Linked DNA regions of Homo sapiens: regions 2 and 3 are each linked to region 1. The links are chromatin contacts, found by Hi-C or POLR2A ChIA-PET in ENCODE. All regions are on one chromosome and are shown on one strand. Each heading gives the region's core, a stretch centred on a gene start or an enhancer-like site at or near the end of the contact. The rest is flanking DNA. Distances are from core to core; before and after follow the strand shown.

The links. Hi-C counts contacts between places; a loop is a spot of excess contacts on that map. ChIA-PET counts read pairs that join two places held with the same protein, here RNA polymerase II (POLR2A). Pooled maps may share reads with other maps.
Region 2: a pooled map shows a loop between it and region 1 (5-fold over the local background). The contact joins the enhancer-like site here to the promoter of CD70 in region 1. A Hi-C loop is called at or near these places in 4 of 37 single-sample maps with no recorded cell type and 4 of 50 pooled maps. POLR2A ChIA-PET finds 5 or more read pairs at or near these places in 1 of 52 experiments (OCI-LY7).
Region 3: a pooled map shows a loop between it and region 1 (5-fold over the local background). The contact joins the promoter of GTF2F1 here to the promoter of CD70 in region 1. A Hi-C loop is called at or near these places in 2 of 50 pooled maps. POLR2A ChIA-PET finds 5 or more read pairs at or near these places in 2 of 52 experiments (Panc1 and activated CD4-positive, alpha-beta T cell).

What each region holds. Positions count from the first base shown.
Region 1 is chr19:6,589,615-6,592,524 of GRCh38, reverse strand. CD70 (CD70 molecule) reads left to right here and starts at 1,375. Exons shown (of 3, transcript NM_001252.5): 1 at 1,375-1,684; 2 at 2,389-2,422. The coding sequence starts at 1,523. RefSeq lists enhancers at 1-135, 1,206-1,605, 2,106-2,475.
Region 2 is chr19:6,799,594-6,802,503 of GRCh38, reverse strand. The region is part of intron 1 of VAV1 (vav guanine nucleotide exchange factor 1); the gene reads right to left. Among named protein-coding and RNA genes, the nearest start is that of VAV1, 28 kb to the right of the region's middle. RefSeq lists enhancers at 412-481, 272-792. Within about 2 kb of position 1,488, at least 27 of the 41 ENCODE cell types and tissues checked have a DNase peak (open chromatin) inside an H3K27ac peak, as active enhancers do; they include OCI-LY7, where a contact is called at or near this core.
Region 3 is chr19:6,391,649-6,394,558 of GRCh38, reverse strand. GTF2F1 (general transcription factor IIF subunit 1) reads left to right here and starts at 1,395. Exons shown (of 13, transcript NM_002096.3): 1 at 1,395-1,575; 2 at 1,656-1,702; 3 at 2,585-2,657. The coding sequence starts at 1,564. MIR6790 (microRNA 6790) reads left to right here and starts at 1,576; the gene lies at 1,576-1,638. It also overlaps the pseudogene LOC390877.

The sequences.
Region 1 (2,910 bases), core at 126-2,625:
CGAGAACAGCAGCAGGAGGCTGGATGCGGTGGCTCACACCTGTCATCCCGGCACTTTGGGGGACCTACGCAGCAGGATCGCTTGAGCCCAGATGTTTGAGACCAGCCTGGTAACATAGTAACACCCTATCCTCTACCCCCCCCAAAAAAAAAATTAGCCGGGCATGGTAGCGTGTGCTGGTAGACCCAACTATGCAAAAGGCTGAGATGGGAGGGTCACTGAAGCCCAGGAGTTTGAGGCTGCTGTGAGCTGTGTGGCGCCACTGCATCCAGCCTGGGCAACAGAGCAACACTCTGTCTCTAAAAATATTAATTTAGGCCGGGCGCGGCGGCTCACGCCTGTAATCCCAGCACTTTGGGAGGCCAAGGCGGGCAGATCACGAGGTCAGGAGATGGAGACCATCCTCGCTAACATGGTGAAAACCCATCTCTACTAAAAATACAAAAAGTTAGCCGGGCGTGGTGGCGGGCGCCTGTAGTCCCAGCTACTTGAGAGGCTGAGGCAGGAGAATGGCGTGAACCCGGGAGGCGGAGCTTGCAGTGAGCCGAGATGGCGCCACTGCACTCCAGCCTGGGCGACAGAGCGAGACTCTGTCTCAAAAAAAAAAAAAATAAATAATAAAATAAAATAAAAATAAAAAATAAAAATATTAACTTAATTTAACTTTAAACAAAAAAGCAGGTGGTCTCCAAGAATGCAGGAGATAACTGACCGGGTGCAGTGTCTCATGCCTTTAATCCCAGCACTTTGGAAGGCCAAGGCGGGTGGATCACCCAAGGTCAGGAGTTCAAGTCCAGCCTGGCCAACATGGTGAAACCCCATCTCTACTAAAAATACAAAAAATTAGCCAGGCATGGTGGCGCGCGCATGTTACTCCCAGCTACTCGCGAGGCTCAGACAGGAGAATCGCTTGAACCCAGGAGATCGAGGTTGCGGCGAGCTGAGATGGCGCCACTGCACTCCAGCCTGGGTGACAGAGGGAGACCTCCGTCTCAAAAACAAAACAAATCAAAAAAATGCAGGAGAGGGGTACACGAATATTTGGGGAGCACCCCCAATTCTTGGATGTCTGCTGTATCCCCAGTGCACAGCACAATCTAATCCCTAATAAATGTGCAGTGGAGGTTTGTTGAATAAATGAATGGGCCCCAGAAGAATGAGGTGGAGAGGGGAATAGGAAGATTGAATGTCTCCTGCCTGAAGGTCGGGCGGGGAGGGGTTGGGGGCAGGCAACTCTGAGGCTCACCCGGGGCCACTGCCTGCATCCTGGCAACTGCCTCCACCCACTTTAGGATCTTCAGACTGGCAGCGGTTGGAGGGAATTTCCCCTCGCCAATTGCTCAAGTCCCTCCCCTCGACCGGCCGGACATCCCCAGAGAGGGGCAGGCTGGTCCCCTGACAGGTTGAAGCAAGTAGACGCCCAGGAGCCCCGGGAGGGGGCTGCAGTTTCCTTCCTTCCTTCTCGGCAGCGCTCCGCGCCCCCATCGCCCCTCCTGCGCTAGCGGAGGTGATCGCCGCGGCGATGCCGGAGGAGGGTTCGGGCTGCTCGGTGCGGCGCAGGCCCTATGGGTGCGTCCTGCGGGCTGCTTTGGTCCCATTGGTCGCGGGCTTGGTGATCTGCCTCGTGGTGTGCATCCAGCGCTTCGCACAGGCTCAGCAGCAGCTGCCGCTCGAGTCACTTGGGGTGAGTTGAGATGGAAAAGTTGGGAAGAAAACATAGAGAGGCGCGTGACCGAAAAGACAGAATGAGATGGGTACAAAGAGGCCAGAGAGGAAGATCTGGTAGGGCAGAGACAGAGACCAGAACAGGGAGGCGAGGCGGGGACCAGGCTGCCCGGTGTAGGGGCTACGAGACAGGCAGCCCTGCCAGGAGGTACAGGGAGATCCCGGGATGGGAAAGGTAGGCACACATGGAAATGGAAGATGACTCGGCTCTGGTGTTCCCCCGGCAGGCTGACTCAGAGGCTGCTGGGGGCTTCACAAGGCTGGGCGTGGGGGCTTCCTGGGGCCTCCTAGGACGGGATGGCCCCAGCCACTCGCTCCGGGTGGGGGAGGGGTCCCTTTGGGGACCGCGCCGGGCGCCTTTGCAGCGTAGAGAGTCCGCTGCGCGCGGTGCTCTCGCGCCCAGTGACATCCAGGAAAACGATTCGGGAAACGAAGAAGTTCTTTTGAAGGTCTCGACTTCACGTTCCCCGCTGGTTCAGACCTGCTTCCTCTTTAAGAAGTCTTAAGAGTAAAAAAAAATAAAATGAAATAAAATCACCAGTGCGCGCCGTGGGATGAGAGGTGGAAAGGAGGATGGACAGAGAAAAGAGAGCTCCTGGCACAGGGGACACATAGAACCTCTCTGCTTACGTCCGTGCCCTGTTTTCTGGTCTTTTCTTCCAGTGGGACGTAGCTGAGCTGCAGCTGAATCACACAGGTAACACGGGGGACGTGGAGGGACGGGGAGAAGAAGAGGCACAGAGAGAGAAGGAAGGAGAGGTAGAAAGACAAGTGGGGAGAGACAGAGAGAAAGAGACACAGACAGAGACGGAGGGAGAGAGGGAGGGAGAGATAGGGAGGGAAACGGAGAGGGGGAGACAGAGAGAAGACAGAGAGGGAGGGAGAGGCCCAGAGAAAGGGAGGGAGAGACAGAAAAAAGAACAGAGAGAGGGACAGAGGGGACAGACGGGACAGGAGAAGAAGGGGAAAGAAAGAAACAGGGAGAGACGCAGGGAGAGTGGAAGAGGGAGGGAGGGAGACAGGCGGGGGAGACAGAACGAGAGAGAGGGAGAGAGACGGAGAAAGAGAAAAAAGACAGATAGAGGAAGAGAGAATAAAAACGAGAGAGGCGACCTGGCGTGGTTGCTGGAGCCTGTAATCCCAGCGCTTTCGGAGGGCGCGGCGGGTGGATCACTTGAGCCCAGG
Region 2 (2,910 bases), core at 239-2,738, 210 kb before region 1:
CATCCCCTCTCCGGGCTGCGGTGGGGCCAGCTAAAGAAAGGGGCTCCATCAGACAGCAGCAGTGACTGCAGTTAGACCACCAGAAAGGACTTCCTGGTCGCCTGAAGAGTGTGAGAAAGTGGCAAAGGACAGGAGGTCCTTTATTTTTTTTAATTTTATTATTATTATACTTTAAATTTTAGGGTACATGTGCACAACGTGCAGGTTTGTTACATATGTATACATGTGTCATGTTGGTGTGCTGCACCCATTAACTCCTCATTTAGCATTAGGTATATCTCCTAATGTTATCCCTCCCCACTTCCCCGACCCCACAACAGTCCCCTGTGTGTGATGTTCCCCTTCCTGTGCCCATGTGTTCTCATTGTTCAATTCCCACCTATAAGTGAGAACATGCGGTGTTTGGTTTTTTGTCCTTGCTATAGTTTGCTGAGAATGATGGTCCTTTAAACAAACGTAGGAGAGGCATTATGAGGACGGTTCCTCCCTGCTGGGGGCAACCCCCCTCAGTGCCCCTCTTCCTTCCTCCAGGAAGAGGCGGGCACCCACTGTGCTGGCATCGTGCCCATATGCAAATCAGCACCCAGGCGCACTGCGGTGAACCCTGAGGTTCATTCTTCCCCATTTGCCAGCCAGCCTCCCATCAACAAAACCCCTGCCCAAGATGAAGAAAGAGCCAGAAAGGTCGGCTGGCTTTCCACGCTCCTTCGGGGAAGCAGTGTGCAGGGACAGAGGCCTCTGGGGTCTGGGAGAAGGGGACCCAGAGCCAAGCACGACGGCAGCAATCAACTCCCCACCCCCACCCCAGCACCAGGGAGCCGGCCGGAAACCGGAAATGCCTGTTACCAGGGCTTGGTTGGGGAGATAGAAAAAAGGGTGGGTGGAGGGGCCCTTTGCGTTCAACCCATCAGCCCCTTCATCAGGCAACCTCAAGCTCCCGAGGGTTCCCAGAGAGGGCGGGTGTGCTGTGCACCCTTTCAAAGCTCCGAAGCAGGGGTGCAGAGTGTGCACGCCTCATCCTAGCCCTCAAACCCTTCTGTGAGGAAGCCCGTCTCTCTTCTGCCCCATCCCCTACCACCCCAGCACACACTCCACTTTTCAGCACCGGTGGGAGGGTCAGGCAGATCTGGTTCGACTCCCAGACCAGCCCGGCAAGTTGAGGGAGCTTGGATGGGATCATTTTGCTTTCCGTTGATTCAATTGACTCATCTGTACGTCGGGAATGAAAATACTTGACCCAATGTTTGCGGTAGAGCCTGGTGTGAAACCCAGCACCCCAGACCCGGTCATGCATTAATTCAGCAAGCATGTGTGGAATGCCTACTGTATGCCAAGCACCAGAACCTAATGGTGATCAAGACAAACAGAGCTCTGCCCTTACAGGGCTTATGTAATCCAGCCAGGAGACAAACACTAAGCAGTCAGCAAGGTGAATAATTGATGATGAGGGTGGTGAGAGGGTGTGCCGGGAAGCACAGAGAGCTATGGGACCTGGTTAAATGCAGGAGGCACCTGGTAAGGCTTTGGGGTGGTACAGGAGAGAATGGTGCCATGCAGGCGACAAAGAGATGGTGAGCGGCTGGGTGCGGTGGCTCACGCCTGTAATCCCAGCACTTTGGGAGGCTGAGGCGGGCGGATCACTTGAGGTCAGGGGTTCAAGACCAGCCTGGGCAACATGGTGAAACCCCGACTGCACACACACACACACACAAAAATTTGCCAGGCGTGGTGACAGGCGCCTGTAATCCCAGCTACTCTGGAGGCTGAGGCAGGAGAATCGCTTGAACCCAGGAGGCGGAGGTGGCAGTGAGCCGAGATCACGCCACTGCACAGCCTGGGCAACAGACCGAGGATGTCTCAAAAAAACAAAAAACAAAACAAAACAAAAAAAAGAAGCTGGGTGTGGTGGCTCATGCCTGTAATCCCAGCACTTTGGGACGCTGAGGTGGGTTGATCACTTGAGGTCAGGAGTTTGAGACGCGCCTGGCCAACATATAGTGAAACCTGTCTCTGCTAAAAATACAAAATTAGCTGGGTGTGGTGGAACACGCCTGTAGTCCCAGCTACTTGGAAAGCAGAGGAAGGAGAATCGCTTGAACCCAGGAGGCAGAGGTTGCAGTGAGCCGAGATCATGCCACTGCACTCCAGCCTGGGCAACAGAGCAAGACCCCATCTCAAAAAAAAAAAATGAGACAGATAGTGAAGCAAAGAAGAGAAGCATGCTGAGCAGCTGGCAGGAACATCACATGGCAGATCCACTTTGGAAAAGTTGGTACGTTTTCCTTGTTATTACTATTATTTTTTTACCTTGCAATTCCAGCACAAAGGAAGAAAAGTTGGTACATTTTCTTCTTATTAAAAAAAAAAATTAAGAAACAGAGCCTCACTATGTCGGTCAGGTTGGTCTCAAACTCCTAGGCTCCAGCAATCCTCCCGCCTCAGTTCCCCAAAGTGCTGGAATGACAGGCATGAGCCGCCGTGACTGGCCTGGTAAGTTTTCTTAAAACATTAAGCATGCACCTATCATACGATATATTCCATTACCAGGCATTTACTCAAGAGAAATGAAAGCACATGTCCATACAAAGACTTGTACAGAATGTTCATAGCAGCTTGATTCTGTTTTCTTTTCTTTCCTTTTTTTTTTTTTTTTTTTTTTGAGACAGTCTCAGTCTGTCACCCAGGCTGGAGTGCAGCCTGGCCCAATCACAGCTCACTGCAGTCTCAAATTCCTGGGCTCAAGCAATCCTCCTGCCTCAGCCTTCCAAAGAGTTAGGACTACAGGCATGTGCCACCATATCCAGCTAGCAACTTGATTCATGATAGCCAAAAGTGCCATCAGTAATTCAAACCTCAACCAAGGGGAACATCACACACTGGGGCCTGTCGGGGGCTGGGGGTTAGGAGAGG
Region 3 (2,910 bases), core at 146-2,645, 200 kb after region 1:
ACGTTGGTCAGGCTGGTCTCGAACTCTCAACCTCAGGTGATCCGCCCGCCTCGGCCTCCCAAAGTGCTGGGATTACAGGCATGAGCCACCGTGCCCAGCCGTTTACTCGTTCTTGTCTCCCCCAAGCCAGACACTCCATGAGGGCAAGGACTATTTCTGCCTCCCTCATTCCTATATTCCTAGGGGTTGGCGGTTCCTGACATTTAGTGGTGGATGAGAAATAAATGAAAACAGACACATCGACGGTGTCTGTAGTTCATGGCCCAACTTTTGTGTCTTGCCCGCCTTCCCTTTGCTTAGCCAACTCCTATGCATCCCTCAGTGCCCAACTGAAACCTCCCCTCTTCTCTGAGCCCTCAGAGCCCCGCTGTGCTTCTCCTGCTCCTTCCTGGGTTGTAGATTCCCATGCTGTGACTCTGTCTCTTCCACGACACTGTAACCCTCGAGAGGACACTGTAATCCTCCGTGGGGAGCTGGTTTGACAGATTCACCTTGCGGGGCCCCGAACCCAGGAGGTGCTGGAGTATTTGCGAAGTGGAGCAATGAATGGTTGCGCCGTGAGCATGCGCAGTTGTGTTACTGCCATGATTCGGGGGATGTGTGCATGCCTGGAACGGGGTAGGGGATCCTGCATCTCCCTCCTGTTCTCGGCAGCTTCCTTCCCTTCCCCCCAGGAAGCCAGCCAGCCGCCCCCGCGACGTTACCCTTCTCCTGGGGCCTCAGAGCCCTGCCCATCTCGGGCAGCTTGGACTTGCAAAGACCCATCCGGCCAGCAGCTCTTGGGGTGGTCGCGCCCCGACCCCGCCCAGGCTCTGACCCCTCCTGGCTCGGCTCAACGTCACAAGGGTCCCCGCCCCGGTCATTTTGCGGGAATGACGGGGTCCACCCCTTCGGGGTAGGGGGAGGAAATGAACCCCAAACAGACCCATGGGGAGCCAAGCGGCGGTTCGACCCGACCCGAGTAGGCCTCGGTTGCTATGGTGACGCGGCCTTCTGGGCCCCCCAGGTCCAGAGCGGCAAGGCGCATGCGCAAAGTGCCTGGGAGCCCGCAAGGGGGATTCGTCTCCCTCTTCCCACCCAGGATGCCCCACGGTCCTTGGGTGCTGACGTCACGAGAGAGGGCGGTCCCCCATTTGATGAAGTTAACCGCGTTATATACAAGAGCGCCAGCGACAGAGGCCCGTTAGTTTATCTCAGACTCGGCCTAGGTTTGCTGAGTCTAAAAAGGGACCGCGGTGGACCTTTTGAGGTGACCATAGCCGCCGAGGAGCATAAGTGACTGCGCACTGAGGTGGCCACAGTCGCTAAGAAGGTTGCCATCGCGACGCGGCTGCTCGAGGGTTTCGCTTCCGGGTTAGGCGGCCGCAGAAGCGTAGACCGAGTAGCTTGAGCGCCTCTTCCGGTTACCTTTTCCCAGCGCCAGAGGCGCCTAGGGTTGGGGTCCTCGCTCAGGCACAGAGACCCGACACCGAGCGGCGGCTTCCCCGGGATCGAGGGACGCGCACGCCAGAGGAGACGAAAGGAACCCGGGTCGGACCAGATCGGAACCACTGACCATTGCCCATGGCGGCCCTAGTGAGTGTGGATTTGGCGGGGTTCGGGGGTTCCGACGGCGACCTCGGCGACCCCTCACTCACCGCTTCCTCTTTCCGCAGGGCCCTAGCAGCCAGAATGTCACTGAATACGTCGTTCGAGTTCCTAAGTAAGTCCCCAGCCCCATCTCCCACTCCTCTCCACCCCCCAAAAATGAAAACCTTCACGATCTTCTTAGCCAGCCATTTCTGGCCCTGTCTGTGGTTCTCCCTCCAGACCGGGAGAGACTTGGAGGGCAGGGCTGGGATTAAGCTGAGGCTTCTCTGGGGACAACACTGCTTTTTTGAACGAATGAATGAATGAGTGCATTAATACACGGTGATCCAGCCCCCTGGCCTAACCTTCGAGGAGTATATGGTCCCATGATGCCCAGGCCAGCTGTAAGGACATATTCCTCGTCCTGTTTCAAAGTGGTCAGGCTGTCTTTCCTTTCCAGGCCTTTGTACATCCTGTTCCTCTGCCATGAGTGCCTCCCCTCAACCCCTAAACTGTGACTCTGCTGGGTGAATTCTTGATGATTCTGCAAAACTCAACTCCAGTATCTTCCTCCTCCAGGAAATACTCCCTGCCTGTCCTCCCTCCTCCCCAAGGCTGAGTTCACAATAATCTCCACATCTTGGGTTCCCCCAAATCTTCGTCCCTCCATCTGCTCTTCTTCTGCCTGGGGTCAGGAGAGGATGGGTCTAGCTTCTCTGGCAGACTGGGAATCCTTGGAGTCTTCCGTATCCAGTGTTGCCAGGCAAAACAGGCTGAATGAAGCTGGGTGGGTTTGTTGAGTGAATTGAATTGAATTAATGATTCAATTGAATGGAATGATTGAATTGAATTAATGGTTCAATTGAATTGAGTGATTGAATTAAAGTAATGATTTGATTGAATTAACGATCCAGTTGGGTGGTTGATTGAATTAATGGTTCAATAGCATTGACTGATTAAATTAATGATTGAATTGCTGTATTGGATTGACACTACCTCTTCTCATCCACTCCAGGAATACAACCAAAAAATATAACATCATGGCTTTTAATGCAGCCGACAAAGTCAACTTTGCTACGTGGAATCAGGTAAGTCTCTGAGTCCTGGGGGTCAGGGGCTGGGGTGGTGAGAGAACTTGACCCTGACCTTGGTGGTTGTGATAGTTGCTTAACTGTCATAGTCACTAAGTCTTAATTTTCTCACTTTTCTCCAAGTGAAGAAAAGATAGATGACAAAGGGTTGGGTGCAGTAGTTCACACCTGTAATCCCAGCACTTTGGGAGGCTGAGGCAGGAAGCTTGCTTAAGGCCAGGAGTTTGAGACCAGCCTGGGCAATACAATA